2 separate regions of the Homo sapiens genome follow, and region 1 is linked to region 2. Evidence: chromatin loops called from intact Hi-C (ENCODE). Cell type or tissue: heart right ventricle. All regions are shown on one strand. Links, peaks and the distances in the headings refer to the core of each region. The heading gives the core; the rest is flanking DNA. Region 1 overlaps HEATR5B (HEAT repeat containing 5B). Region 2 overlaps VIT (vitrin).

Region 1 (15,647 bases), core at 6,051-11,050, 220 kb after region 2:
GATGGGTAGAAGTTAATTTTTTTGTTTGTTTGTTTGTTTTGAGATAGGGTCTCACTCTCTCACCCAGACCAGAGTTCAGTGGCACCATCATGGCTCACTGCAGGCTTGATTTCTCGAACTCAAGTGATCCTTCTGCCTCAGCCTCCCAAATAGCTGGGACCACATGTGTGTGCCACCATGCCCAGCTAATTATTTATTTTTTATTTTGTAGAGACAGGGTCTCACTATATTGCCCAGAATGGTCACAAACTCCTCTGCTCAAGCGATCTACCTGTCTCAGCCTCCCAAAGGGCTGGGATTATAGGCATGAGCCACCACACCCCATCTAATTTCTATATAGACCAAAACAGTAAAATTGTCCTCTGTGACATCTTTCCTTGACTTACAGTTAGTCCTCTGCCATTCTTTTTTTTTTTTTTTTTGAGACGGAGTCTCGCTCTGTAGCCCAGGCTGGAGTGCAGTGGCGCGATCTCGGCTCACTGCAACCTCTGCCACCCAGGTTCATGCCGTTCTCCTGCCTCAGCCTCCCAAGCAGCTGGGACTACAGGCGCCCGCCACCACGCCCAGCTAATTTTTTGTATCTTTAGTAGAGACGGGGTTTCCCTGTGTTAGCTAGGATGGTGTCGATCTCCTGACCTCATGATCCACCCGCCTTGGCCTCCCAAAGTCCTGGGATTACAGGCGTGAGCCACCACGCCGACCAGTCCTCTGCCATTCTAACGTAAAACATTCACCTATATTTTCTTTGTTTTCCTGTTTAAAACATTTTATGTTATTATTTTATCTGGTACTTGTTTTGATTCATGATATAAGAGCCTAAATGAAATTTATTTCTCAAACAGCTAACCAATGTGCTTTTATCATATATTATATTTTATCATATATTACATTCTCACATGGATGAATGTCTGTTTCAAAGCAATCTGTTCTGTTCCACTGATTCTTGGGCCTACTCCACAGTTTTAGATAACGTGGAAATGTTTTAATAGGTGAGATGACAAATCCTTCTTTACTATTCTTTGTTTTCAGTTATTTTATATTTTCTTTACAAAAGAAATAAACCTTGAAATAAAAAGTCAATCAGAAGAAAAACACAAAAATGTAAGCATTTCACCAAAAATTAAACATAGACATGAAAAATGTTAATGCTTACTAAGAAAATGAGTAATGCAAATTAAAACCGTAAGACAGTATATTTTACCAAACACAGCAAAATTAAAAAGTCTAACAATATCAAATACTGGTGAGAATGTGGGAAAATACAGATTATCATGCTCTGCTGGTGAGAGCGTAAATTCATGTAGCTATGTTGGAGGTCAATCTGGCAATGTCTGATGACATTGAAATGTACCATCGATTCTACTTCTAGGTGTACATCCTAGAAAATCTCTCACAGCACACGTGCATGAGAAATTTGTAAGGATGTTAATTGCAGCAATCTTTTTAACTGGGATAAATTAGAAACAACAAAAATATCATTGACAGGGAAATGAATAATAATTGATAAAAACATATGACAGAAACTATATGGGAGTTAAATGAGAGTTTTATATATTCACATTAACAGATGTAAAAAAAGTTATTGTTGAGTCACAGAATGAGATGACATTATTTATGTAAATTTTAAAACAGAAATATATATTGCTCATAGTTATCTTACTCTCTATATAACACATATATAAATATATATTTAATATAACTGACACATACTCATATAGAAAACATACTTATTTATATAGATAGATATTTCTAAGAAAAAACATAATATCAGGCCGAGTGTGGTGGCTCACACCCGTAATCCCAGCACTTTGGGAGGCCGAGGCAGGAGGATCACGAGGTCAGGAGTTCAAGACCAGGCTGGCCAACATGGTGAAACCCCGTCTCTACTAAAAATACAAAAATTAGCTGGGCGTGGTGGTGCGTGCCTGTAATCCCAGCTACTCAGGAGGCTGAGGCAGGAGAATTGCTTGAACTGGGACCTGGGAGGCGGAGGCTGTGGTGAGCCAAGATTGCGCCACTGCACTCCAGCCTTGGCAACAGAGCGAGACGCCATCTCAAAAAACAAAAAAACAAAAACACCCGAAAAAACATAATATCAACATGTAGTTCCATGTGGGGGTACAATGGAGTAGTGACAGGTACTTCAATTTTCTCTCCTGTTTTATTATTTTTATTGTAAAACAACAACTTGAAGAAAACATAAATATATTAACACATGTAAATTCTGGAGAGAGGCCGGGCACAGTGGCTCATGCCTGTAATCTCAGCAACCTGTGAGGCTGAGGCAGGCAGATCACTTGAGGTCAGGAGTTTGAGATCAGCCTGGCCAACATGGTGAAACCCCGTCTCTACCAAAAAATACACACGTTAGCCAGGCACGGTTGCGCACACCTGTAGTCCCAGCTACTTGGGAGGCTGAGGCATGAGAATCACTTGAATCTGGGAGGCAAAGGTTGCAGTGAGCTGAGATCGTGCCAGTGAACTCCAGACTGGGCAACACAGTGAGACCCTGTCTCAAAAAAAAAAAATTCTGGAGAGAGATATACATGTATATATTTAAAACCTCCCGGCCGGGTGCGGTAGCTCACGTCTGTAATGCTAGCAACTTTGGGAGGCCAAGGCAGGCAGATCATGAGATCAGGAGTTTGAGACCAGCCTGACCAACACGGTGAAACCACGTCTTTATTAAAAACGCAAAAATTAACCGGGTGTGTTGGCAGGCATCTGTAATCCCAGCTACTCAGGAGGCTGAGGCAGAAGAATCACTTGAACCCGGGAGGCGGAGGTTGCAGTGGGCTGAGATCACGCCACTGCACTACAGTCTGGGTGACGGAGCGAGACTTTGTCTCAAAAAAACAAAACAAACAAACAAAAACCCCAAAAAACAAAAAACCTCCCAGTATATTTATATATATATTTTTTTTGAGACAGAGTTTCAAAAAACTCTGTTTTTTGCCGAGCCTGGAGTGCAGTGGTGTGATCTTGGCTCACCGCAACCTCCACCTCCCGGGTTCAAGCAATTCTCCTGCCTCAGCCTCCCAAGTAGCTGGGATTACAGGCACGTGCCACCATACCCGGCTAATTCTGTATTTTTAGTAGAGATGGGGTTTCACCGTGTTAATCAGGCTGGTCTCAAACTCCTGACCTCAGGTATCTGCCCACCTTGGCCTCCCAAAATGCTGGGATTACAGACGTGGGCCACCACGCCTGGCCCCAACATGTTTATAACTATTAACACAAGGGCATTTAGAGTCAACAATCCAGAAAAGAGTATTAAAGTTCACATCTGAAAGATATGACTAACATACCTCTCTGAGATGATTCATTGTTATACAGCAGTTTTCTGATAAGCTTATTCAACTAATTCATTACTTAGGGAACACATATCCTAACTAACTAAAACGTTTAAAACTGATAGGTTACCTGGTTGAGAATATTCCAGGATGCAAGCAAGCGTGCTACGAATCAGAGCTGTCCACTGTTTTTGAACGCCAGCCTCAGTTTTGGCCATTGAAAGTGTCACAATACTTTTAATCCCTTGAAGAGCTGCACTGACTGGTGGAGGAACCTGATTATCTGCAGACTTTATTGCTGTGTCTTTCAATATTCTTGCAATTAAGAACAGAATTGTGGGCAGGATTGTCATACATCCTGAAAGAAAAACAAATCAGATCACCTCATAACTATTCAGTTCCCATATTATAGTTGTTTTCATTGCTTGTATTTTTTGCATTTGATTGTGGTTTAATATTGTTTTTTTCCTTGTCTTTATACAAAATTTACTGTATTACTACTACTATAATTCAATGTTTGAAAAAGAAAATAAGAAAGTGTCATATTATTTCAAAGACAGAATTGGTATTTTCTTTCTTTTTCCAGCTAGCCTTATTTTTATTACTTCTAATACTTCACCTATTTAATATTTCATGCCCTGTGTAATGAAAACGAAAAAGGAAGACAGAAAAACAGGAAAAAACCACACCAGATACTGTGGGAAGCATCTGAGTAACTTCATGAGTTTTATAGCACTTGTAAAACATGTAATCAATCCTCAGTCTACTAAAGTCAACCTAATCAGACCAGGAAAGTAAAAGGACTACTGGGGCAAGGAAAGAAGAAATGAAATAATCCTAGAATTTGTAACTGAAAATTCTAGGTCATGAAAATTCAACCTCCCACAAAAGGAAAAAATACCTTCACCACTCTGACCTGCAGCCATTGTAGCCTCTGCTTGCAAAACTCCAAATATGGAGAATTCATTATTTTCACATATGTAGGGTAACTCTAAGAGGTAGAAAGGTCTTCCGTGAGTTGAGCTGAAATTTATCTCTTTATCTGATACCATTTTTACCTTCCAGATCAGGAATGTCTAATCTTTTGGCTTCCCTGAGCCTCACTGGAAGAGGAATTGTCTTGAGCCACACATAAAATACACTAACATTAACAACAGCTGATGAGCTTAAAAAAAAAAAGTCTCCTCTGACATTCTTCAGAGTTTTTCTTTTTCTTTCTTTTTTTTTTTTGAGAGTCTTGCTCTGTCGCTGAGGCTGCAGTGCAATGGCGTGATCTCGGCTCACTGCAGCCTCTGCCTCCCGGGTTCAAGTGATTCTCCTGCCTCAGCTTCCTGAGTAGCTGGGATTACAGGGCATACGCCACCAGGCCCAGCTAATATTTTTGCATTTTTAGTAGAGATGGCATTTCACCATGTTGGTCAGGCTGGTCAGGAACTCCTGAGCTCAGGTGATCCACCTGCCTCAGCCTCCCAAAGTGCTGGGATTATAGGCATGAGCCACCGCACCTGGCCTTGAGTTTTTCAGTGTCACTCAAGAGTGGCAACCAGACTGGAAAACAGAGTTTAGTTATTCCACTTTATGTCTATCTGCTGACACTGTCTTTCCTCAACCTGTAGTTCCATGTCTTATTTGAAACACATCTGAAAAGAGCACCTTAGGTTTGTGACTTTTTGAATCTTTAATCTTCATAGGCTCCTAAAGGTAGACAAAACCTTAAAAAAAGACCAGCTTCTTATTTTTCACTTGAGATTTAAGAGGAAACTGGGTTATAACAGTGCTTAAAATCAAAGGCAAGCTCATCTTTGTCTACTGTAATATAATGCATTTCCAAATACTGATCAATACCGTACCAGCGGGTGAACAAAGGGATGGTAAATCAGAGAGTATGGTAACTGTGGCTGCCACCAAACGAGCACTTTCTTCTGATAGTCGAGTTTTAGTGGCTATGTGACTTGGAGAGTCTGACACCTTGGTACTGAGATGTGGCATATGCCGTACTAAAATGAACATCAGCAGCTCCATAGTTGCAAACACAAGAGATTTTCCAGGAATGAGACCACCGCTGTCACCTCCTTCTCCCAATACGGTACAGGCCTCTTTTTCCATATCATCTTCATCTGAGGTAAAAGATAATTTGGTGAAATTTCCAGCCAAAAAAAAGTATGTAAAACAACACAAGTATATTTAGGAAATTCCTTCAAAAGAATTTATAAGCAAATGTCAAATAATGTCACACGTCCTTCTCTGTATAATTCTCTGCCTCCCTAGAATTCTGTGCATTGATCTGTCCTTAAAGGTAACAGACAGTTCATTTTTCACTTGGAAAATCTTTATCAGGTATTTTTATTGGGTATATATTTTGTAATAGGAATAACACATGTTAGGTTGAACCAGATGAAATTGACAAAAGGTGAAAAATAGTCGACTCTCAGCAATTTCATTTGGTCCTTTCTAATGAAAATAAAATCAATTTCAAATCTTCTAAATGTATGATTAATTCTTTTTTTAATTAATAACTTCTGGCCAGGTGCCGTGGCTCAAACGTGTAATCTCAGCACTTTGGGATGCTGAGATGGACGGATCACTTGGGCTCAGGAGTTCGAGACCAGCCTAACATGGCAAAACCCTGTCTCCACTAAAAATACAAAAATTAGCTGGGCATTGTGGAGTGTGTCTGTAAACCCAGGTACTCTGGAGGCTGAGGTGGGAAGATCACCTGATCCTGGGAGTTTGAGGCTGCAGTAAGCCGAGATTGCACCACTGCACTCCAGCCTGGGCTCTTGAGAGTAAGACTGTCCCGCCCGCAAAAAAAAAAAAAAAAAAAAAAAAAAAATTAGCTGGGCTTGGTGGAGTGTGCCTATAGTCTCAGCTACTCAGAAGGCTAAGGCAGGAGGATCCTAAGCCCAGGAGTTACAGACTACACTGAACTATAATCACATCATTGCGCTCCAGCTTGGGTGACCGAATGAGACCCTGCCTCTAAAAAATAAAATAAGAACTATAGAAATATGTCCTGGCGTTAATATTTTAAAAATTAGAGTATAAAATAAGATTTACTTCAAGTTAGTGTAATTTCTAGTGCTTACTTAGAGTGTTTCTTTTCTCTTGCAAATAATCCTGAGCAGCTCTTACTATCTGTTGTACAACTCCAGTAACCAACAGCTGGACAGATGATGGATTCCAGGTCAATAGAAGGCGGTGCAAAACACTCAGCAACTCAACACCTATCAGCTAATACAAATAAATACAAATACAGTTAAGTAATTTCAATCTCAAAGAATAACTTTATATTGTTAAAATCTGAGAAAATACCTATGTAAAAAAAGAAATCAGGTAGCTAAAATTAAAATATAGGACTACGTAACAAATAAGAACATTGTAAAAATCTTGAGAAATGGTCACATTTTACTCCTATGTATTTTCAAGCAACAAATGATTTATTATTTACATATTTAAATGTGCTTTATATTCAGAGATGATCATTCTCCTATTGGAAGGAAATAATTGAGCTAAATAGTATTGTAGAGTCCAGTGCTGCTAAAATTTATAATTTCTAACCTGAGCTGAATATCCAAGAATTTCTACAACCTCTGCCTACCACAGATTGTAGAAATCTCTGGTGAGTTCCTCTTCTATTCACTTCAGCAACTACTACAAACTTTTGCCACCCACTTTAAGCTTCTTACTCACAATCTTCCATACCAAATCCATCCAATGAACCTAAATGAAATTTCAAAGAGGGGGAAAAGACTTAACTGCAACCAAAGCCACCTTTACCTCTTTCCTTAAGATCATGTGTTCAGCCTCTTATGTGAGGCTTAATCTGAGGTTAATCTTTCCTTATGTGCTCCTATCCTAACCTATTTGACTTCCTAGGGATTCTTCAAGGACTCTGATCATATCTCGTATGTTTTCAACTTCTCTCTCTAGTTAGGCTACTCTTGTCAGTATAATGACAATGCTCAAGTCTTTCTTATCACATGTCCCCCCTGCACTATTCCCAAAGCCTCCAGATCCTTTTATCTACCCTATGTCCTCCTCTATGTATCTGGCTCCTTCCTTTCCCAGCCTAGATGCTTCCACTTCCTTTACTCTCTTATTCACTCCTCAATCTTCTACTATCTGGCTACTGGTCACCTCAAACAATCCTCTGCGGGAGGTCACCAATAGCCTCCTCTAGACTCATTTCTGTGCTTATTTACTCGATTCTTTCTTTTGAGACTCTGTCTACCCTTCTTGAAACTCCTCCCTTGTCTTTGATAACTCTGTTCTCTTTTGGTTCTCCTGAAACTTCTCTAGCAGTTTCCACTGTTGATTTATTTCCTTCTTCTCAATTTTTAAATGCTATTTATCCTCAAGCTTCCAATCTTGGTCCTCTTTCTTCTTCCTTTATTCAGCCTTCCTAGGCTAGTGTTATCATTTCTCTGGAATTATGAAAAAAGCCTCAGAACTGGCCTCCCTGTCTCCCTTCCCATCTCTTACAAACCAACCTACCTCTACGGGCTGACAGAATGATCCTTCTGAAATATAAAGTTAGTTACATCATTCCTCTACTTAAACATTTTTAATGATTCCCTATCACTTTCAGGATAGGGTTCAAACTCTTTTACATGTCATCAAGAAACCTTCATGATTTGGTCTTCACCTTGTTGTCCAGCCTCATCTAACAACCTCATGTTCCATTCATATCGGCCATAGTAAATGGCTATGCCCTTGAACTTGCCGTGTTCTCTCATGCCTCCTAGTGTTCGTATTTGCTATTCTTTCTGAGAGGAAAACCCGTCCCGCATGTGTTGCCTCACTAATTCCTCTTGAAGATTTGATTCAACCATTGCCCACTCTGAGAAACCATCCTTTGCTTTCCTATCACAACATCGGGCTCCTCCTCTCTATTCTAATTGCAGCTTTACATGCACTAAAATAGCACTTACCACACTGTACCTATCTCCTAATTCAGGCACAGTGAAACTGCTTTCACTATCTATAACCTCAAACCACGTTTGAGGCAGACCAGGCACAGAGTAAAAGTAACTGGGTGAATAAATACAGGGAGTCAGTGTATTCATATCATGTTAAAATAGGATCCAATACAGAAAAAAAATCCATCCTTTTTTCCATTGTAAAGCAATACTCAAAAAAAAACCACACAAGTATCTATCATAGCAATACACTGTACCTGATCTTCTGCAATATGGACTCGAGCATAAGGGGAGTCTAGCAAGGTATGTAAGGCCTGCAGGCATGCTGTAACATGTTCAATGGGCTCCTCAGGTCTAGGGGAACAAAGAAACTGTATACTCACACCTGAAATGCACAAAATAAAAACATGTTTTTTCACTTATAAAACACTTTATGTTGTTTGATCCCATATTTCTTCTCTATTTATGTTTTTACAGATTACCTTAACATGTATTTATTAATACCTTAAAGTAGACTTCAAAATGGTTTCCAAGTTAAACAGCCAAACTCAACATAAGGTTGTAGTTTTGCAATTAGGTTAATATTCAAATTAGCTATGTGTGAAAGAAGGAATTCCCATGCCATCAGGTTGATTATGAAGATATTAAGTTTTTATTTCTAGGACTTTTAAAATAATACATTAAGAAAATAAATTTACAAACATTATAAAATTGTTTTTCATTAAATGGTAGCCAAATAATTTTTCATGCATACAAAGTTTTTAAATGGCAAGTTATAGAGGCACAATGGGTATCATAGTAAACAACTGCTTTTAATTTACATAGGGGTAAAGTCATTGTTTTGGAAGTTTTTCACATTTTCACTTACCAGATCTACTGATGAATCCGATAATTACACCTTATTGTGTTCCTTTTCACTCCCAGAAAACATAAGATCACTAAAAGCTTCATTACCATGTATAAATTCTTAAATGTTAAAAAAGCATCTATAGCTGGGTGCAGTGGCTCATACCTGTAATCTCAGCACCCAGCCGAGGTGGGTGGATCACCTGAGGTCAGGAGTTCGAGACCAGCCTGACCAACATGGAGAAACCCCACCTCTACTAAAAATACAAAATTACCCGGGCGTGGTGGCGCATGCCCATAATCCCAGCTACTTGGGAGGCTGAGGCAGGAGAATCGCTTGAACCCAGGAGGCGGAGGTTGCGGTGAACCGAGATTGCGCCACTGCACTCCAGCCTGGGCAACAAGAGTGAAACTCTGTCTCAAACAAAAAACAAAAAAACAAGAAACAAAAAAGCATTTATAAAGCAATTTTACATTAGGATTCACTGAAATCTTCTTAAACATTTTTTTCTTAATGGGATAATTGGTTAAGTGCCAAGTAAAAAGAAAACCTGTTGTTGAATAAAAAACATATTACGTTTTTTTACTGAAAATTGTTCGATATTGCTGTGTGAATGAGCATGACAGTTAAGTAGTTTCAGTAGTTTTTAATAATTTAATTTCTAGGTTAAAAATTCAATTAACAATTTATAAGGTGAGGTGAAAAATCCTTTCACTTTTCCTTCTCTGAACTGTGCTATACTGTACAAAATCTTTCCATAGCTTTAAAATGAAAGATATGAATTTTCAGAAGTGATAATCTTGAAATATATTAATATGACAGACCTACCTAAAATCAGATGCATTCTGTCTTTGTTAATTTCTGGCAAAGATTTAGCACTACCCACTGCTCCTGATGCCTGGTTTAAATTGACAGATGTAGAACGTTTTTGTAAACCAGATATTGCTGCTGCTTCTGTAGACTCTGAGCACGTAAATCCTGTGCTATTTAACCAAAGTGCCACCGCATGGAGAATTGGGGCCCAGGAATTCCGATAGTGAAGTCTAGCTGTATCAATAGTTTCAGGGGTATAAAATGCTCCACCTGTAAAGCAATCAAATCAATTAAAAACATTACTTTTTTTTTTTTTTTTTTTTTTTTGAGACCAAGTCTCGTTCTGTCGCCCAGGCTGGAGTGCAATGGTGCGATCTTGGCTCACTGCAACCTCCTCCTGCTGGGTTCAAGCAATTCTCCTGCCTCAGCCTCCTCAGAAGCTGGGACTACAGACATGCGCCGCAATGCCCAGCTAATTTTTTGTATTTTTAGTAGAAATGGGGTTTCACCATGCTGGCCAGGCTGGTCTCAAACTCTCAATCCACCCGCCTCAGCCTCCCAAAGTGCTGGGATTACAGGCATGTGCCACTGCACCCGGCCAAAATATTACTATTATACATGTTCGCTCATTTATGAACCACTAACAAAAATACCTGTTACATACAAAAGAGAAATCTAGCCAAAGGGCTTCTCCTCTTTATAAAGCCACCAAAAGTAACCCCTTTTCTGTAGCTGATGAACTGGAATACCTGTCTCTTCCTCACTGATGCTAGTTTTCCAGCCTTTCCTCTGCTACTGCTGATGTCACTAAGTATTCTTACCTTTTCTTACCCTGTTGTCACAGAATTTACCTCTTCATTGTTGCCAGTGGCTCCTAAAACCCTATCATCTTCTCTTTCTATCACAACCAGGGAACTCTGTTTCTTCCCTCTGTTTCTTTCTTCTTCTGCTATTCCTCTCCACCTCCTGTTGTTTCCTCTACTAACACTGAGGACTTCCTCATCACTCCTTGCTGTTATGATGGATTAAGGAAGGAAAAAAGGGGGCGGGGGAACTCCATTATTCTTATCATTAATATATAGGAAGGAGAATGGGTTCTTCAAGTAGGAACTAATAACACACTTTCTAAACAGAAAAAAATGTTGACGATTTCTACACTGATTTTGATAAGAAAACTAAAGTACAATTTGCAAAGCACTTTAGGAACATAATTTATTGGCACACTAGGAATCTGAAATAGAATATGAAAATACAAACATTGAACAGTACAGCAATATACATCTATGGTTATGCATAATGACTTGTTACCCATAGCTATTTAGAATACCCTAGCTCATACAGCTATTATTGTAACAGTGCTTGCTAATATGTTTGCTTCAGCCAACAAAAAAGCTCTATATCTTCTATCTACAAATTCAATATAGAGTACATATTCTAACTGAGACAACATCAAACTTAAGCCACAGAAATTTAAACTGTTACTATAGCAACTGTTGTTGCTAGTCTATACCGTCTCTATTTTGTTTAACTACTACTTTGAACTCCATAAAAGTAAAACTCAGAATGTAATACTCACCATCTGGAGGAAGCTGACTAGAAAATTCGGCTGGTAAAGTCAAGAGTGCATAATCTTTTAATGCTGCTAACCACAGGCGACTGAGTGTTGGTAGTTCAGGTTGTACCAGTGTTATTAAACTATCTGGTGGCAGTTCATCGATGGTACCACAGTCGTCATCATCATCGTCAGTATTTTTAATTGCTCTTTTTGGTTTTGACTCTGCTTCCTTTTTAATATTCATAGCGACCACATATACCTAATATGATATTTATGAGGACAAAATAGTAAGGCATAAGATAAAAAAATAAGATATTTTACGTTATTATAAAAATACAGTTAAATCATCAAAGATAACTGGGTATAGATATTAGAAAGTATACACTTTGGCTGGGTGCGGTGGCTCACACCTGTAATCCCAGGACTTTGGGAGGCCAAGGCGGGTAGATCATGAGGTCAAGAGATTGAGACCATCCTGGCCAACATAGTGAAACCCTGTCTCTACGAAAAATACAAAAATTAGCCGGGCATGGTGGCAGGCACCTGTAGTCCTAGCTACTCCAGAGGCTGAGGCAGGGGAATCGCTTGAACCAGGGAGGCGGAGGTTGCAGTGAGCCGAGATCGCGCTGCTGCACTCCAGCCTGGTGACAAAGTGAGACTCTGTCTCAAAAAAAAAAAAAAAAAAAAAAAAGAAGAAAGTATATACTTTGATCAGGTGCAGTGGCTCATGCCTGTAATCCCAGCACTTTGAGAAGCTGGGAATCACTTGAAGCCAGGAGGTCAAGACCAGCCTGGGTAATATAGCAAGACCCTATCTCTACAAAAAATAACAAAAATGCTAGCCAGGCATGGTGGCACATGCCTGTAGCCCCAGCTACTTGGGAGGCTAAGGCAGAAGGATCGCTTAAGCCCAGGAGTTCAAGGTTCCAGTGAGCTATGATCGTGCCACTGCATTCCAGCCTGGGCACCAGATTTGAGATCCTGTCTCAAAAAAAGAAAAAAAAAAGTATATACAACTCCATGATTTCCTGATAAACACAAAAGAATAATTCCATTTGCCTTGGAGACATTTTTCTAAAAAAACTGATCTGACTTCTGACTATTCCTCTGATGGCATGTTCCTTGAGTAGCCTTCTCAGAGTTTTTTCTGGCTTCCCTCATTCTACTTTACAAAGCACCCCCCGCCTCCACTTTTTTTTTTTTTTTTTTGCCACAGGGTATAACTCTGTTTCTGCCTCCACCTTCCTAGACTTATTAGACAACCAGGCATTCAAAGTAAGCAGCTGAGAGGCAAAAAGAGACATCAGAAAGGATTTCCATAAATATCCTTCTAAACTCCTTCTTACACAGACCTTAAATGATATTTTGCAATCTAGCATTTACAACAGATAGCCTGGCTAATATAATCTGCTAGTCACATACATTACCTGTATCCTTTCTCTCTAGTTTGTGAGCCAAAAAGACATAAAAGCAACTTTCCTAAAATATAATTTCAAAGATTCTTCTTTATTGAATCATATTTATTTTCCTTTGTTTTGTAATACATTTAGGCTTTGGCTACTGGCACATACAAAGCTGAATAACGTATTAATGAGAAAACAAAAAAAGAAAGGAATGACAGCAAGCAAGAAAAGAATTGCTCTAGATAAAAATCTCGAGAAAACTGTCTTCCCTCCACAGTGTTACATCCATTGTACCTAACGAGAAAGCCTAAGTATGGTATCTGTATAGGTACACTGCAAGCTTCTTGATGAGAAGCACTGTGTCTTACCCCTATTCCCACACCAAGCAGACTTACAGCACAGAGAAAATATACAGCAATTGACTAAATTCTAAAATAGGGACTTTGGATCTCAAGTTATGAATATATTACTGTCATATCTTCTAGTGAGTACATGCTTGTTTCCCCCCTAAATTTGTTATTACACTGTTTTTTTTTTTGAGATGGGAGTCTCGATCTGTAACCCAGGCTGGAGTGCAGTGGTGCGATCACAGCTCACTGCAATCTCCACCTCCCGGGTTCAAGTGATTCTCCTGTCTCAGGGTCCAGGGTAGCTGGGATTACAGGCACACACCAGCAAGCCTGACTAATTTTTGTATTTTTAGTAGAGACAGGGTTTCTCCACGTTGGCCAGGCTGGTCTCAAACTCCTGACCGCAGGTGATCCATCCTTCTCAGCCTCCCCAAGTGCCCAGCCACTAACATTTTTAAGAAAATGTCACAATAAGCACTCTTAAGTATATCCAGCCATTCATTCATCAAATCCTTACTAGGTAGGCACCTTTTGCCTTGAATTTGTTATTGTTCTAGGACTGGAAGCAAAAAAAAAAAACAAATAATACATAGTTTTTGCTTTCCATGAATTCACAGGCTAATATTACAATGAGAGGGAAGTAAAAAGGTGCTTAAGAGAAGAAACTTTTAAAGATTTGGCTTTAATTATTTATCTTCTACAAAGATAATCTTTTTAATGCTTTATCTTCTAGTACACTCTACCCAGTGCACAGACAGTGTCTGGTACCTAATGAACACTCGGCAGTTTATGCAATGAGTGAATGAATCTCAGGGAACATCACAGATAAACGAATCTTAGCCTTGGGAGTGTGAGAAAGGTGAGACCGTTTTTAAGGACAAAAGTTGACTTGCTCATAGGCAGAGATGGAAAGGGAGCTTACAGGCAGAGGGAACAGCCAGAGCAAGAGCACAAAAACAGGAAACTGCATGGTAATCTAAGTATGCAAATTTCTCATATAGACGGAGCACAGGTTATAAGCTGGAAGTAGCTGAAGTTTTTACTCTGCAGGCAATGGGGAAGCAAGGGTGTCACTGTAAGACTTTACGGTCTATGTATGCATTTTTCCTCGACTTATAATTTTATTTTAATAATTATGCTATAAAAAGTTGGAAAAATAAGAGTTAAAAATGACTCATAACCTCAATTTCTGGGTTTTCATATTCTATCTTTGTAAGTTATAATTTTGATGTACAGAGATTCTGTATTTAGTTTTACTGATAAACATGTCATAGGGTTTTCCCATGTGAATACCAGTTTTCATAACCATTATTTTAATGACTTACAGTGGATGACCCACAATGTATCTACCAGTTTTCCTACAGTTGAAATTTTATATTTACTTCTAATTCTTTACTTAGCATTGGGAATCCTAGAAAGATGAAATACAGCTTTCGAAGACAAAAGATATTCATTTCTTCACATTATAAATAGTGTTGCAAGTAAACATTTTTGTAAACTTACCTCTTTTCCATATTTTGGATATTTTTCACTAGACTACAGGCCCAGAAATGGAATCACTGGGTCAGTGTTTACAAATATTTTTATGACTCTGAATAGACACTGCCAAATGCTTTCTAAAAAGGTTCTATATTTTATATTGCTACCTGCAATATATGAGAATATATCTTTCAGACCTATTTTAAAATAAATTTTTAGGCTTATTTTTCTTATAGATATTACACAAAAAAGGACAATCAGAAGCATAAGCAAAATGAAGAAAATTAAAACTACACATAATGCTACTACTCAGATACAATGCTGTTACCAGTCTAAACAGTTATATAAACACGCTCAGTTTTTTACCTAATGTGTGCGTGCGTGTGTGTATAATTTCTACCCCAATTTTCTAGTCACTTAATATCATCATCTTTCAAGATCAAGAAATACATTTAGGTTATTTCCACTTTTTTGTGAATAATAACACCATAACAAATACCCTTGTAGCAGAACCTTTGTGCATATCCTTAAATATTCCTGAAAATAATGTGTGCAGTTTTTTAATTAATTAAATTTTTTTTTTTTGAGACAAGAGTCTCGCTCTTGTTGCCCAGGCTGCAGTGCAATGGCGTGATCTTGGCTCACTGCAATCTCTGCCTCCCGGGTTCAAGTGATTCTCCTGCCTCAGCCTCCCAAGTAGCTGGGATTACAGGCATGCACCACCATGCCAGGGTAATTTTGTATTTTTAGCAGAGACAGTGTTTCACCATATTGGCCAGGCTGGTCTCGAACTCCTGACCTCAGGTGATCCGCCTGCCTCGGCCTCCCAAAGTGCTGGGATTACAGGTGTGAGCCACCACGCCTGGCCTAGGGCGCAGTTTTAGAGGATGTACAGAGGAAGGTGCTGAAGACACAAAGAAGAAGAGTAGACAGCACTGAGCTTCACACAGTCTCCTCCTCACTCTCATGCCTAACTGATACCTCCTCC
Region 2 (15,647 bases), core at 6,833-11,832:
TAGACGTAACTATCCAGAACTTCAGCTCCTCATTACTAATTTGTCTAAACCAGTGGTTCTCAAAGTGTGGTCCAAAGACCCCGCTTTCAGAGATTCTGTGACATCTTCCCTTCTCTGACTACATGTTGTTGTGAGGACAGATTTTCTCCACATATTTCAACAACAACAACATATCACAACTGACTGCAGGAGCTGATAACAGACTCCAGCTATCTTCTATTATGATAGACATTGGAGACATTTGCCACTCTTCTCACTGAAGCCTTGGTTTTAGAAAACAGTTTTTTTTCAGTAAAAATTAACGCTTACATTAAAATATAATAATTCTATTGTCACTTTGAAGTAAATTAATAGTTAGGCCGGGTGCGGTGGTTCACGCCGGTAATCCCAGCACTTTGGGAGGCCAAGGCAGGTGGATCATTTGAGCTCAAGAGTTCGAGACGAGTTTGGCCCACATAGTGAGACCCCGTCTCTATTAAAAATACAACAATGAGCCGGTGGTGCGTGCCTGTAATCCCAGTTACTCGGGAGGCTGAGGCAGGAGAATCACTTAAACCTGGGAGGCCGAGGGTGCAGTAAGCTGAGATGGCGCCACTGCACTCCAACCTAGGTCACAGAGTGAGACTCCATCTCAAAAAAAATAAAATGGCCTGGCGCGGTGGCTCACACCTGTATCCCAGCACTTTGGGAGGCCAAGGAGGGCAGATCACGAGGTCAGGAGATCGAGACCATCCCGGCTAACACGGTGAAACTCCGTCTCTACTAAAAACACAAAAAATTAGCCAGGCGTGGTGGCGGGCGCCTGTAGTCCCAGCTACTTGGGAGGCTGAGGCAGGAGAATGGCATGAACCCAGGAGGCGGAGCTTGCAGTGAGCCGAGATCACGCCACTGCACTCCAGCCTGGGCGACAGAGCGAGACTCTGTCTCAAAAAAATTAAAATTAAATAATAAAATAAAATAAGTAAAAATAAAGTAAATTAATAGTTAAACAAATTGTCAGTATTCTGTTTCAAATGAGAAAGTGCACAGTTGTAATTTCTAAATGATAAAAATTAATAGATATAACTCGTACAAACTAAAGGTCTTTGGGGTCTTTGACAATTTCTGAGAGCATAAGAAGGCTGAGAACCTTTGAGAGTGCCTTAAATTTGAGAGCCTTTCAAATACATGAAGCTAGACTTCATGTCTTTTTTTATATCTCATCTTTTCCAGGATATCTCTTTAATCCCTCCAATAGGTCTTTGCTGGACTTGGCAGTACACCCTCTAACTATGCTGTAGACTATTAATAATTCATACACCAGGGCACCCCGAGCAGAACACAGTGCTGCCAGGGTAGTGTGCCAGGCAATTGCCTCTCTAGTCCTCAATACTCTGCTCCCACTAAAACACCCCAACTTCCATTTGGGGTAAGGCTTGTCTCACCACTGGCTCATCTCCTACTGAGCTTGCAATACCTAAAGTCGCTGGGATTTTTTATCATATACCTCTGTAGAAGCAGGTCACCTCAATCCTGTCTAGACACAATCGAGTTTTTGAAGCCCACACTGGAAAATCACATATCTCTATTAAATCCTTCCTTCGTTTAGTCGGCTGCAATCTTCCTGAGTATTCGTTCTGTCATTGAATGTGTTAACATCCTTGTAATCTTTGTGTCATCTGGAAAATGGATAAACGTGCCACCTGTCTCCATTCCCTTTACTGATAAAAATATATCACATGGGGCAACCGAATCCTGCGATCCGCACTAAACACCTCCTTTGTGTTTAGATCAACCCAGACACAAGCAGTTACATGTGGACCTGATGATGCTGTCATCCTCCTTTCTACAGGACACCAGGTGTCACCCATGAGTGATTCCTGCCACTCTCTCCCACTATGCCTTCAGCCACAGATATAAATTCATGCACCCCCCATTTAAGCTGAAGCTCTCATATGAAGGGGATCTGTTATTTAATTTTTAAAAAATGTACTGAGCATACTGTATGTCAGATACTGTCCTGTGCATTAGAGCTACAAACACGAATCAAGTATTTTCAAATTCTAGAATTATGCTGCTGGGGCTTTTGCCTTCACAGGCCCCACACTCTCCTACTCCAGAGTCATCAGCAACACCACTGCCTCCTACACACTGCGTCCCCCACTGCCAGCCTTTACCCCTCCTACCACGGTTCTGGGAGTTGGGGCAGGCTACTCCTGCTGTATGGAGGAGGCAGGGGTGGTGGGCTCCTGATAATTCAAGTTAAAACCTGGTGGCTTTTCCTCAGAACCATCCTTATGCTGGTTGGCTTCTTGGTACCATGAGCTGTGTTTGAGTCAAAGAAGCTTCACTGGTCTGGAAACCTAACCATGGAGTTAATGTTTCCAAGAGAAAAGGCTGCCAGGTTTCCCAAAAAATACCCCACACCGAGCCTTGGATGGTAGCCCATTTATAAACCTGGGACTGTCGACGCTTTGTTGGCATGATGGCTTACGCCCAGGACCCCAGACTGTCCTCAGCCTTCTCTGAGAGTCCTTGTGTGATGCGCTACCAGCATGGCGACACCCTGGGCACAGCTGCAACAGCCCACCCTCTTAGTGCTCCCCACTTCGGTACAGCAAGAAGCAGCTCTCCAGGGAAAGTGCAGCCCTTGGGACATGAAGCCAGGTGAAGGGAAGGGAAGCCTAGAAATTCTGCTGGTCCAGATGCCTGCTGCCTTTCAGAGCCACTTCCTCCTAAAGACTACACCCCAGGGGAGTCACTGGGAAGAAACGAGGGAGCTGAAGGGACACTCGGGCTTCTGTCTTATAAAATTTGAGAGCCCAAAGGGCCATGTTTGCAGCTCTTGCTTGGGTCCCGTGTTGGTGACTTCTAGATGGAACAGAAGGAGCTGGAACCAGCACCAAGATCACACCACAGTCTTAGGAGCAGGCATGCTTCTGGGCCCTTTTGAAGACTTGACTACATTAGCATGAGTTGCAGGTGGCTGGGCCAGGCCCAGCTCTTCAGTGCCCTAACCAAGTACCCCGAGGTGCTGAAGCGATGATGACTCCTAGTGTGTGATAAACAGATGGTGGTTAGGGGTAGGCTTTGGAGCCTGCCCGCATGGGCTTAAAGTTCTGTTCTGCCACTCCCTGTGCATGAGTTTCCTCACCTGTAAAATGGGATCATAGCTGCACCTAACTCACTGGATGATTGTGACTTAATACGTAGAAAGTGCTCAGTCAGTGCCTGACACTAAGCAAGCTCTCCATAAACACCAATGGCTTCTACATTTTTACCCCAGAAATCATTCAGAACCAATATACCTTTGTTTTTTTAATTTCCAACTTGTATTCTAAGCTCAGGGGTACATGTGCCAAAGGTGCAGGTTTGTTACATAAGTAAATGGGTGCCATGGTGGTTTTCTATACAGATCATCCGATCACCTAGGTATTAAACCCAGCATCCATTAGCTATTCTTCCTGATGCTCTCCCTCCTCCCACCTCCCAACCCTCCAACAGGCCCCAGTACGTGCTGTTCCCCACCATGTGTTCTCATCATTCAGCTCCCACTTGTAAGTGAGGACATGCAGTATTAGAACCAACACTTCTTTTAGACCTGACTGTATCTATGAGATGACCAAGCAAGAATTGTCACAAAAACACAAAAATAATTCCCTGGTTTTCTAAGAGTGACTTACACTTCTCAGAGTGATTTTATACACATTTACCTCCTTCAAGTCTCCTCCATGTGACAGTGTAGGGAAAGTCTTTATGACAACCCTACACTGCAAAAAACTGGAGGCAAACCTGGAAAGAAAGTAAGTGAGCCCCCCAGGCTCCCAGTTGGTCTTTGGTTGACCCAGGATGGGCTTCTGATGTCTTTTCTTGATACCACCCTGTTCCTCCTTGACGCCAGAATACAAATGTTCTCACAAATTTACTTCTCATTACTACTGAGTCCAAAAAACACCAAGTCTCAGCTGTCCAAATATTTTTCAGCCTTTGGCTTTTGGATGAATGTAATTTGGTTCAAACTTGTCCCAAACAAACCGAAAGTGGCATGAATATAAGGACAGGCTTCTAGGACAGGAGCAAGAGGCTTGGAAATCCCTGATGTTGGGGGACTGTTTATCTCTTGATAAAGTAATAGAGCACCCAGCATCCTAATCTTCCTGACATTCAAGAGTGCATCGGAAGAAGGAAAAAGAAAGCAAGCAAGCCTTGGGCAAAAAGTGAGGGAAGCCAGCAGCACATTTTTTTAGGAAAAGGGTAAAGTGCATATTTTCACCAGTAGGTGGCGATAAAGTAATAAGGCTAAAGAAGCAGGATGTTCTTGATCAGAATGTTTAAGCAAGTCATAAATATCTTGAATGCGGAGACTATCTTGCCCAATCTGCTTATATTACTTACAAAGAAATTAAGGCTCACAAAGGGTATGTGACTAGCTCAAGGTCACACACCTGGTTAATGACCGAACTAGATTAAACTCAGGTCTCACCATTAAACCAGAATGTGCAGTAACAGATTGCCTTTCAAAACTGTCTGGCATCTTCATCACATAAAGAAAAATATCACCCTTTTTTCAGTGTGTTAGTAATTTCAGCTGGCAGAAAAGCTGATAGCCTTTAAGAAATAAAACAGTTGATCATGCTCTCAACTTTCTGAGCTAAAATAGAGAAGGAGGGAGGGTGGGATGGAGGGAGGGAGGGGAGACATGGAAAAGAGAGGAAAGGAGGGAGAGGGGCAGAAAGAAAGGGAAACAGCCATTTGTGTGTTATAAGGCTTCCTGACACATTTGTGCTGTCCCTGAGCCCCTCTCAGCCATGATTTTCCAAAAAAGATCAGAGATTATTGAGTAAGACTCTCCTCCTCCCCTCCACCCCTTCTACTTCATTAGCACCAGTTTGTGGTTGAAGGCCATTAAACATCTTACTGCATACAGGTCCAGGTGCTACTTTCCTTTATTCTGCTTGAGTCACACAGTGAGAAGCAGAATCTCGGGAAATAAGCGGATTGCCTGATCTCTGAAGGGGCCATATTTGTTCAGTGTAGTTCCAAGGAAGGGAATTCAAACAGGTGGGACAAATGTACCTAGAACGATATTAGGCATATAGTGAGTGCTTAATAAGTGTGGATGTATGGATAGATGGGAAAGGATTTAGGGCAAAAGATTCAGTCTCAACAGTGCAAGAAGGAATCTACTACTTTGGTTGAATATGTAATGAATCCCCTGTCTCTGGAGGTATCAAGCACTAGCCAGCCACTCACAGGCCAGGGATGTTGCAAAAACAGATTGGGAGGTGGTTTGGAGTGGATGAATTTTTAGTTCCTTTTGAATCCAAGGATTCCCATTATTCCAAGATTCTTGGTGCATAATGAAAAAGAAATTGGTAAAGATGTTTATGCCTTTGACTTTAAGAGCTTCAGATTTTAAAAAATCATACAGATTTCAGGTTGCTTCATCCAAAATTCTGGCCCTCTGTTCCTTTATTGAACTTTCAGACACAATTGGGAAACCTTATCATCCCGGCAATTCACTCAAGAGTTTCTGCTGGTTTGGTTTAAGTAACAAGTTTGTTTCTTTTCAATTTTGAAAATCAGGAGAGATGGACTCATGGAAACCTGGATCGGTCCTTTTAGATGAAGGTAATTATACAGCCCAACCTCTCAGCCACGCGTGGATCAAGATGCGCAGGATAGCAGAACTAAGAGTCTAATAATCCAGCTGGCATAGCGGCCGAGCTCCACTAGCCTAGGATTTCTAATGGCTCCCGCCTCTGATTTAAGGGTCCTACAAAGGGCACATTGAAACTCCCTCCCTAGGGAGGCCTGGGGTAAGGGGCAATATTGGATAACAAAAGGGAGAGAGGAAACGTGAAGACAAAAAGCCAGAAGGGAGCTAGTTTCCCACCCTCAAAATGGGTTTGGACCCTGACTCTATCTGGCAGCACACTTTAACTTCCTCCAACTCCACTTCCTCCTTTGCAAAATGGCTTTCAGGTTTTCCCTTCACGAGAATGGGTGTTGTTTGCTGCGTACTGCATTAAATATTTGAAACTCCAACACACAAGACCTTCCAGCTCTTCATGGGAGGGAAGATTGTACTGGTAGGGGAAGAAGGAGGTGAAGGAGAGGACTCCGCCTCTGGACTTGTACTTCTCCCCTTCCTCCAACGCAGAGTCTTGGGGCGTTTCCACGACAGGCTCCTGGCTGAGAAATGCTGTTAGCCACCCAAAGTGAATGTTTAAAATGATGTGAGGAAGTGGGATGAGCTAGCTGACCTTTAACGGAAGGATGAAATCATGTGCTTTGCAAACTGGAAAAAATAACAAGCCAGTAGAAAGCTCACTGCAGCCAAGCGCGAGCGAAGACCCCCGCACCTTCCTCCACTCCGGGGAATCCCGGAACTTCCGGGCCTCCTGAAAACGGGGAGACTCACTTCCAGTGCTGCAAGCGTGCTCTGCCTGGGAAGCCCATTCGTGTTACCAAGCCTAAAAGGATTCGCTTTTATTGTCTTTATTTCTTTAAATGGTATATTTATGAACTTGGCTCCCATGTACATGGCTCTAAAGACACCCCCTTCCCCAAGGCTGAAATGCAACTCACACACACAGCTTCTGAGAGCATGAAACCTTTTTGAATCTCTACTTCTAGTCTCAAACACCTGGGAGGGAGGAGTTGCATTTTAAGCCCTCTTATGTGAGTTACTTTTAAATAAACTGTCTTCCTCCAGTCCACATCCAATCCTCATTAGATTGTCCTTCTTGTGCCTTACTCATCTTCGTTCATTGTGTCAATCACCAAATGTTGACTGAGGACCTACATGATCTTGGCACGGTGGAGGTTTATTCGAGCAAGACACATTCTGTGGCTCAAGATTTTCAGAATTTTACAGAGACATAATTTACAATGGCCAAGTGCTTAACGCTTTCAGATGACAAAACTAAGGCTCAGAATAAAGAATAAATTAACAAGAACAGAACTCAAGTCTCCTGATTTCAAATCCCCCAGCAGAGTACTATGTTTTTGATAGGCTGTAAGTAAATATTAATTTATTATTTTTCTCAGGATGGGGGTGATGTGAAAAAAAGCACAGTTAGCTTTAAGCCAAGCCCCCAAGCTGGGTGTGAATATCCATTATGTCCCCTCCCATGGGGTAAGGCCAGCTGCTTCCTTTCCTTGTAAGTCACCAAAAGTTTTACTGCTCTTTCCAGGACTTGTTCCAAAAGAAGAATTGAGCACACAGTCTTTGGAGCCAGTATCCCTGGGAGATCCAAGTAAGTTAATTGACAACTAGAAACCCACGGTGTCTTTGACATCTGAACTGCTCTCTCCTCTCTTCCCACTCACTCCCACTCAAACCTGCCTCTCTCCTACCGTGGATCTATTTATCTCCTCTCTTCTGACACCTTGTTCTAAGGGGAAAGGGAAGCTTTTGAAGGATATAAACTGTCTATGTGCATGAGGGGGAGAGGATCAAAATGTTTTAACATCACTATGGCAACAGGGTGAAGAATGGGATGGAACGGAAAGACAAGGAAGGATGAAAGGAGGAGACGGGCAGGTTAGCAGGGGCAATGGTCTACTGCAAATGATGGTGGCCAGAACTCGGAGTTGGAAGTGGAAATGAAGATAAATGGGCATATTCAAGAGATACAGAGAAGGGAGAATCTATAAGATGGAAGGTGGAGGTTCGAGAGAGGGAGAAGTTAAAGATGAGTTGAGCGACTAGGTAAATGGTACTACAATGAGGAACACTGGGGATGAAGCAGGTTTATGTCTATCATTTTCTTCGAGACATTTGATCTGGTAGAGAGAAGACTACCCAGGTCTGACATTCAGAAGGAACAGCCCAATCAGAAATTTAGAGTTGTAAGACAATGAGCTATGGTTCGAAACCGAGGCTATGAGAACAGAAAATGTGACTTAGGGAGACACAGTAAAGTAAGAAGATACAGAAGACTTAAGCCTGGAGAACAACACTAGGTGGAGGAGAAACCACCTGAGGATATCAGAAAGGAAGAACCAGAGAAAAACAAGGAAAATGAGAAAGACATAGTAGTAGCCTGCAAGGTATGGAAAGAAAGCACCTGCATATTCCGCTAGAAAGTCACTACTAGTCAGCCACCAATGGACAGTGAGGCTCAACCTTGCTGCATATGAGAATCACCTGAAGACATTATTAAAGATGCCCATCTTCCTGCCTCATACCTACTGTATCAGGTTCTCCCTAGACCTTGCTACCCAAAGTGTGGTCTGGAGACCAGCAGAATCAGCATCAGCATCACCAGGGAGCTTGTTAGAAACACAGACCTGCTGGTTCTACAGTGATTGATTCCTTTGCACATTTACCCTTGAGAAGCACTTTACAGAGTGAATCCCAGGAGTCTTCATTTGTTGAAGCTGCATTAGCAACCCTGATATGTACATGACTGTGGTATGTATCCAGAGTTAAGAAACACTGGCCTGATGTATTGGACAACACAAAGCATTAGTCTATAAAATGGTACCATGTTGAAGGAAACTACAGCAATTAAATACATTGATAGAGTGATTCCCATAGATACTATATCTTACTTTCTCTTCCTTGACTTTCAACCTCTGATCTCTTCTTTAGCCATAATAAATTGCTCACACTGAACATTGTATAACCCAATTCTACCTGTTAGCACTGATGCTGGCATCTTCAGATCAGAATGTTTTCACCTCTATATAAGAAAGTCATGGGTCTCAGTCAAAACATGCCCTGAGCTGGAACCATTGTCATTTAAAAGAGGAGCAAAAGTAACCGTGGTATCAGCCATCAGGCCAGTGAGTAAAGAGAATTAAGCAAATAGAGAAACAGCTCACCTTCTTAAGACCTAACTATAAGATGAATACGTTAATCCTGAAAACAATTCCAGATGTAAGAAATAAGGAGAAAAACTGCCTGTGAGGAATCAAAATAGATGCTACAATATCCATGTACTTTATTCATGTAAAAAGAAAATCCCCTCTGGCCCTTACTCTAATTAACACTTGTTCCCAAAAATACTTTATTCCAAAAGGTATATTGAACTAATCTGCTGACATCTGGAAGGGAAACTCCACCTCAGGATTACTTCTCCAACTTTACTGTGCACAGGAATCACCTGGGGATCTTGTTAAAATGCACGTCTGTCTCTATAGGTTTGGGTGGAGCCTGAGAGTCTAGCAAACTGTAGGTGCTAGTAGGCGGCAAACCCTGAAGAACTCCACTGCCACCTGCTGGCAACAATTCACACTGCAAGCCCCGCCAGAAAAAAAAAATGAGTTGGCCTTGCTTGGGAATCCACAACATGATAAGCTGCATATGAGAATCACATGCTGCTTCTCCTTTCCTTTACCCCAGGTTTTAGTGGCATTTTTCAACTCTGCTTCTGGACTTTATTTGCCTCTTTCATTCTTCATCTCAAGATCATGCTTGGGTATAGGCAGTTTGGGGACAGCAAAGGACAAGGGAAGCCAGTTGAAAAGGATGAATTGGTAGGCACTGAACGCCCAGGCAGACAGGAGGTAAAAGCTTTTCTTTTGAGATTTGCTACTGAGCCAAGGTACAAACAGGTGCCCTGATTCTAGATGGAGTGAAGTCAGCCAGTGCCAGACGGGTCCCTCTCATCTCCTACTTCCCTGGTTTTGATTGCCATGCAACACTGCAAGATAATAAAACACATTCTCAGGTATAACTTTTCTCCTAATCACAGTTCTGCAGTAGCACTCAGCAATAAATATTTCTCATCAATTCTTCTGCTCAAAACTTTGTCAACTCATGTTCATTTATTGCTTTCATCTTTAAAACAATTTTTTAAAACCAGCAACAACCCTCTCCACCTACAGAGCTTCTCCTCCTGAAGAATGGGAAGACTCCAGCTCTGTGGCAACAATGCACCGTGGAGAACATGGGTGGTTGTGTGCAGATTAGAGAGGTGCAGGTCCGTCTGGCCGCTGCTCCCCACCCACAATGGGCAGTGCCCCAGTGTCCTCTCGGATACACCAGCCTAGAAATTTCCAACTTTACTCACTCTTTTTTTTTTTTCCTATATGGAGCTCTGTTTTGAAACATTTTTGTCTTCTAAATTGCAACTGTTAAATAATTTATTTTTCACTTTTTACTAATCAAAGGGATCTATAGCTCCCAATAAGAACCTCTGATCAGCACTGAATAGTCAGTTTTATACTGAGATGATATCATTCCTGTCTACCGCAAAGGAAACACTAATTTCCATTAGCCTGTGTGGCTTTTCACTAGTTCCTTTTGATGTTTGAAAGGGTGAAAAGAGCTTGCAGCCCATCCATCCCTTTACCTCTCTTATAACCTTCATATATCCACAGAGATCCAGAGATCCTAAGGCAGAATAACTATCCTGGTCCTCATCACAACTAAAAGAAAGAAAGAAAAAAAATCTCGGATAGCTACGAACAAGGGCTGACATCCTATACATATATGTAGATAATTTCTTTGGTTCCCTCGCCCAGGGAAATGAAGGAGAAGATTGATATCAATTTCTTATTCTATAATTCCTGCCCTCCCTCAGTGCTGGCCTTGCAGATCTCTCACACCTTATAAAAATCCAACACTGGTTTCTAAAAAGTTAGGATGAGAGCAAAAAGCCACACGCTCTTGCGACTCAGTCTTGATGAATTCTCACAACGGGGAGTCTGCACTTACAAGATCTTAGCCTAGGAAACCATTGACAGCCTTCCCTAGCTTGGCTAGGACGTCGCTGCTTCTGAAACCCATAATTGTGGCAGATACATAGAGTTTTAAACAGTTATGGAAATAAGGACTAGCCTAAGTGTCCAAGACCCTGGTGCTCAGGGAAACCCCTGTGGGATGTAAATAAATATACCCTGCATCTTCCTACCTCTTTTTCCCTTTCTTTTCATTTCTCAGGGGGCTCTGATGGAGAAAGAGGAACAAGAGGATGCCCAGGTAAATGCAGTGAGAGATCATGAGAATAATAGAGTCTTTTTCCGTTCCGCAGACTGCAAAATTGACTTGTCGTTTTTAATTGATGGGAGCACCAGCATTGGCAAACGGCGATTCCGAATCCAGAAGCAGCTCCTGGCTGATGTTGCCCAAGCTCTTGACATTGGCCCTGCCGGTCCACTGATGGGTGTTGTCCAGTATGGGTAAGTGCAGTTAATGTTCTGAATCCAGAAAGGAAGTCATGCCATGTGCTTAATTTTATGCCACGTGCTTAATTTTATGCCACAAATATTACCAACATGTCCTTGAGCACAGATTTGTTCTCTTCCCTAATGCAAATGTAAATGAAAAAACTGAAGGAATCCAGATGCCTTTAAGAAATCTGAGACTTCCTGAAGGAAGGGACAGATTAAAAAACACTTGTAAGTAGATGGCATTTGCACTCAAGAATATTTATTTGTCTGGAAAACAGGAGAGATGCGTGTGAGTGTTAACTTAGCCAATAACCAGCTCTGTGGCCTTGGGCTAGGCCTTCGCCTCTCTGATTGTCAGTTTCCTCATCTGTAGATCATGAAGGTTGGATCTGCTTTCAACCCTATTACAGCATTTGTTTGAGGGACTCCACCCTGTGCTACAACCTATCCACCTATAGGTTAGACGCCTAGAGAACATGGTGCTTTAGGTTGTATCTTCTCTTTTCTCCAAATAACCTTAGGCCCCTGCACTGGTACTGGAAAAACTCACCAGGCAATGGAGAAGAATGGGTGGGAAGAGAGACGGCCCCCATCAGTCAGCTGAGCACCTAGATGACTTTCGCCAACCTGCTCTATTATTATACTTAGGATAGAAATGGAGGGCTCGTGTTGACATCCAGTCTCAATCTTTCATTTGGCGGTAATAAATCACTCTTATTTCAGATATGAATAGGTTTCTCACTGAAACAGATACATAGATATTGATAATAAACAATCAAAAGAACAAGCGTGCATAATCTTAAATTTATACACACATCTTAAATAGGTAGCCTTTTGACCAAGAATCATTGAGGGCAGGATGGGTATCATGCCTTCTACAAAGGACCAGTGGGTGTGGAAGGGGTGACGGAAGTGGAAACCATCATAACCTTTGGTGCCTATTGCTTAGAAGTGCGGTCACAGCTTACTCACCCTCCTGAAAAGAAAAACTATCCATACCTGACAACACCCGCGGGGTCTCCAGCGCCTTCAGAGGTTTTATTTTAACAAAGTTTGCTCTATCAAAGAGATCAATATTAATTTTTGAGTTGTCAAGAGAAATAAATAAAATGCTTTATTTTCATAAGAACCTACATTTGTGTTTTTAGAATTTAATTCCGATAACACATTTGATACTACCTTCTATTCCTGTCAGGAAAAATTAATAGATGAGTTAACTGGCACTTGTATGTAGTCACACTCAATTAGATAAAAATAACCCATTGCTGCAAATGTCACCTCTCAAGCTCAGGGGATCTATCTTGAAGTTTTTGAGTTGAAATAAGAAAAGTGCGGTTTTAGGGGGTATTTTCTGGTTTCAAAATGCCAACCCTTTTTCATTCCTGTGTTACTTTTTACAGATAGCCAATGGATGACAGGTTTTACTAGAGAGGAAACATACGCGTTTTAATGCCAAATGTCCTTAGTCAGTTTTACTGGGAGGCTCAAAGCTTGATGTGTTATCTTGCATTAAAAATAGCTGCTTTAAAAGCTTGTATATAGCAAGCTTTATAGTATAATATGAAAATAAGATGATAAATATGTCAGGGAAAAGAAAAATGGCGTGAGAATAGTGTTGCTGATGAGAGCATGGATTAGAGAACAAATGTTGCAGGGAAGGAAGAAGAATAAAGACGCCTTCCCCCAAAACATTTTCCCCACATACTCCCAATGTGATCGCCATTCACAAGCAAGAGTTTACCCCCATGCTTTTCAGTTTTACTATCTAAAAAATCCCTTGTGTCTGCCTTTTTCACGGGGTTCTTATTAATTTGGAGCACTTAGGGAAATGTGTGTGTTTTCCACTGTTTTATGCTCACATAAGCTAATCTATCATCTTCGCCCTCCCCCAGCAGCAGGGTGGAGTGGAAAGCGCAATGCACCGCTGACAGGTGATCTGAATTCGGGCCTCAGCTCCTCTGTGTGACCTTAAGCCAGTCACTTAACCTCTCCTTGTAAGTGCTGCCATCTGCATAGCAAGAGGGTCAGACTAGATGATTTATTAGGGCTCTGCCAGCCCTGGCGTCCTGTAATTCAGTGACCAGCTCTGTATTCAGAAGACATCCAGTAAATGAATGTGGGACTAACAGACCAGATAACTGCCTTTCCCTTCCTTTCAGTCTCAGGGTCCCAAGGAGGTGGGGTGATCAATGACGAATTGATGTGTTGCACAGCGGTGATACAACCATCCGTGGAGCGTGGGAAACAAAACAAATGAGAGGGCGGCCCGAGAAGGGTATGATGAGGCTGAGGGGGAGACACATTTATTCAGCAGAAACTGCTGTTGGTTTCACTTGCCCAGCTTCCTCTCCTGGATGGTCCCCTTCAATCCCCGCTGTATGCATGAGAGCACACAGAGGAAGGAAGTGGGGCATCCTGGTGATTTGGGTTCTCACCAGATTCTAACGCCCTCTTTGCTCCCCCTTAAAATCATCCCTGCACTCTTGGAATCACAGGCTGAGGCCTTGAGAGCACCTGATTCTACCTCTTTGTGTTGTAGTGAGGAAATGAGGCCCTACAAACAAATGACCGCCTCATCAAGAACTAGCACTGGAAGGAGAGACTCAAGTTGAGAAGCACCTGGCCAAGGGAGGAGGACTCCGGAGCTCAGAACTGCTCCTTCCCTCCCTTCTCCCCTCTGTTACCACTGCCCCTGGTCCACACAGCTTCCTGGAAGATTCCTTCCTTGGGTTTCCTTAGGAGAGCTGAGTCAGAATTTAGACTTATAAATTTAGAACTTGAAAGACAAATTTAGAAGTTAAAAGACTCATACTAAATATTAACTGGGAAAAAGGCAAAGAAAAATATAAGACCTATAAAAATGGTCTCATTTACAAAATGCAACACATCTTGACTCCTCAATCTCCTACTCAAAGACGTTTTGGGTACACGGAACAGAAAACCACTCCAGGTAGCCCAGGTGAAGGGAGATTCGTGGAAAGGAAAGTGTTCACAGGACTGATGAGACATTGGCCATCCCCTTCCCCTCCTCTGCCTGCATCTCTACACCTCTCTGCCTCTCCATTCTGATCTTCTCTCAGCTGACCAGCATCCTCTGCCGGGCTCTTGGTTTCTGATCCTTCATAACTTCACTTTGCACTGGCTGAGATCCTACCTCTGGTCTGGGCCCAACAGAAGTTTTAACCACCATGGAACTGGGCAAGCACCCTCTCCCATGTTCTCCACCTGCGGGACCCATAACTCACAATCACGTTAACCTGTCAGCAACCACAGCATTCCTACCACACTCATCACACGCCTCCAGGAATAGAGGCAGCTTTTGATACAGAGTCAGAGAGGTTGACTGACTTTCCCAAGAACACACAGCTAAATGCATGACTGGGGCAGAGGACAAATATTAGTCTTGAGTTAATCCCTAAAATGTCAAACAAAATTGTCGTGAAAGCAGAGATTTCGCTCATCTGCCAGGAAAGAGTCTGGTAATTGCTACTTTTCACCTCCTGAAGACTGAGACATCGTGTGTGGACAAAAGGCCAAGGATCAAGCCCCTGTCTTGCACATGAATTCTAAGTTCAAATTATACAACCAAAAGGCTTATAATTGCACCTAATACCAACAGGAACACGGAAAGAGTCAATGAAAGAACAGCCAGGCAAGCCATTAGGTGAACTCTAGTAACGTGGCCAAACACCTTGCATTTCAGCTGCATCCCGGACCCACAGGTGCTAACAGTCCTCCAGACCTTCACTACACTTTCATTTCAGGCCCCCATCTCAGTATAAATGGAACATAATTGCACACGTTCTTTGTAATCAACCCTAGGATATCAAAATTGGAAACAGTTGTGGGATGAAGGGAACTGTTGGTTTTTTCTTCATTTGAAAATCAAATAGACTTTTCCTTGCTCATGAGTCTATAATAGCTGTCCTGTGGTTTAGTGAGTGGCTCTGACTTGGCCGCATCTCCTCAGTCTTCTCACTTCTCAGCCCACCCAACCTCAGCCCGTGGACTGAAGACTCGTGGTCATGCATTCAGCTGGGCAGAGCAGCTTCCATAGGTCGGCTGAGCCACCTAATGCAGGACAGTCAGAGTTGAGGGGAAGAAGCAAAATGCCGTGTCTGGTATGTTAGGCAAAATAATGACCCCGAAGTTGTCAATGTCCAAATCCCTGGAAACCGTGAATGTTTTACCTCACACAGCAGAAGGGACTTTGCAGATGTGATTAAAGTTAACAACTCTGAGATGGGGGGGTTCTCCCGGATTATAGGGATGTTGCAGTGTAGCCACACGTGTCCTTAGAAGTGGAGAAGCTTTCCCAGCTATTGTCATTCAAAGGGAGGTGTGACGATGGAAGCATAGTCAGAGAGATGTGACATTGCTAGCTTTGAAGATGGAGGAAAGGGACATGAGCAAGAAGTGCAGGCATCCTCTAGAAGCTGGGAAACACCAGGAAACAGATTCTCCCTGGAGCCTCTAGAGAGGGGCACAGCTCTGGCCACACCTTGGTTTCAGCCATGGAGACCCACGTCGGACTTGGGACC

What was found. A loop is a pair of places that touch in the nucleus more often than their neighbours do. Peaks named below come from ENCODE experiments on the same cell type or tissue, not always from the same donor. Only the 100,000 strongest peaks of a DNase experiment are listed, where the experiment ranks them.
Region 1: it touches region 2 in a loop (6-fold over the local background); 57 of 110 quality-filtered maps call a loop at or near these places.

The regions. Positions count from the first base shown.
Region 1 is chr2:36,997,163-37,012,809 of GRCh38, forward strand. HEATR5B (HEAT repeat containing 5B) reads right to left here. Exons shown (of 36, transcript NM_019024.3): 28 at 11,449-11,686; 29 at 9,888-10,142; 30 at 8,470-8,597; 31 at 6,380-6,524; 32 at 5,144-5,410; 33 at 3,424-3,651. Among named protein-coding and RNA genes, the nearest start is that of STRN, 38 kb to the left of the region's middle. RefSeq lists a silencer at 5,762-5,928. In heart right ventricle, for the core only: a CTCF peak has its summit at 8,030; no DNase peak of the experiment used is centred there; H3K27ac peaks cover 4,524 bases.
Region 2 is chr2:36,776,162-36,791,808 of GRCh38, forward strand. It overlaps VIT (vitrin), which reads left to right. Exons shown (of 16, transcript NM_053276.4): 10 at 5,566-5,610; 11 at 7,179-7,241; 12 at 10,968-11,115. All of the region lies in intron 1 of LOC124905990 (a long non-coding RNA gene), which reads right to left. Among named protein-coding and RNA genes, the nearest start is that of VIT, 87 kb to the left of the region's middle. In heart right ventricle, for the core only: a CTCF peak has its summit at 9,219 (motif pointing left); DNase peaks (open chromatin) are centred at 7,126 and 9,210.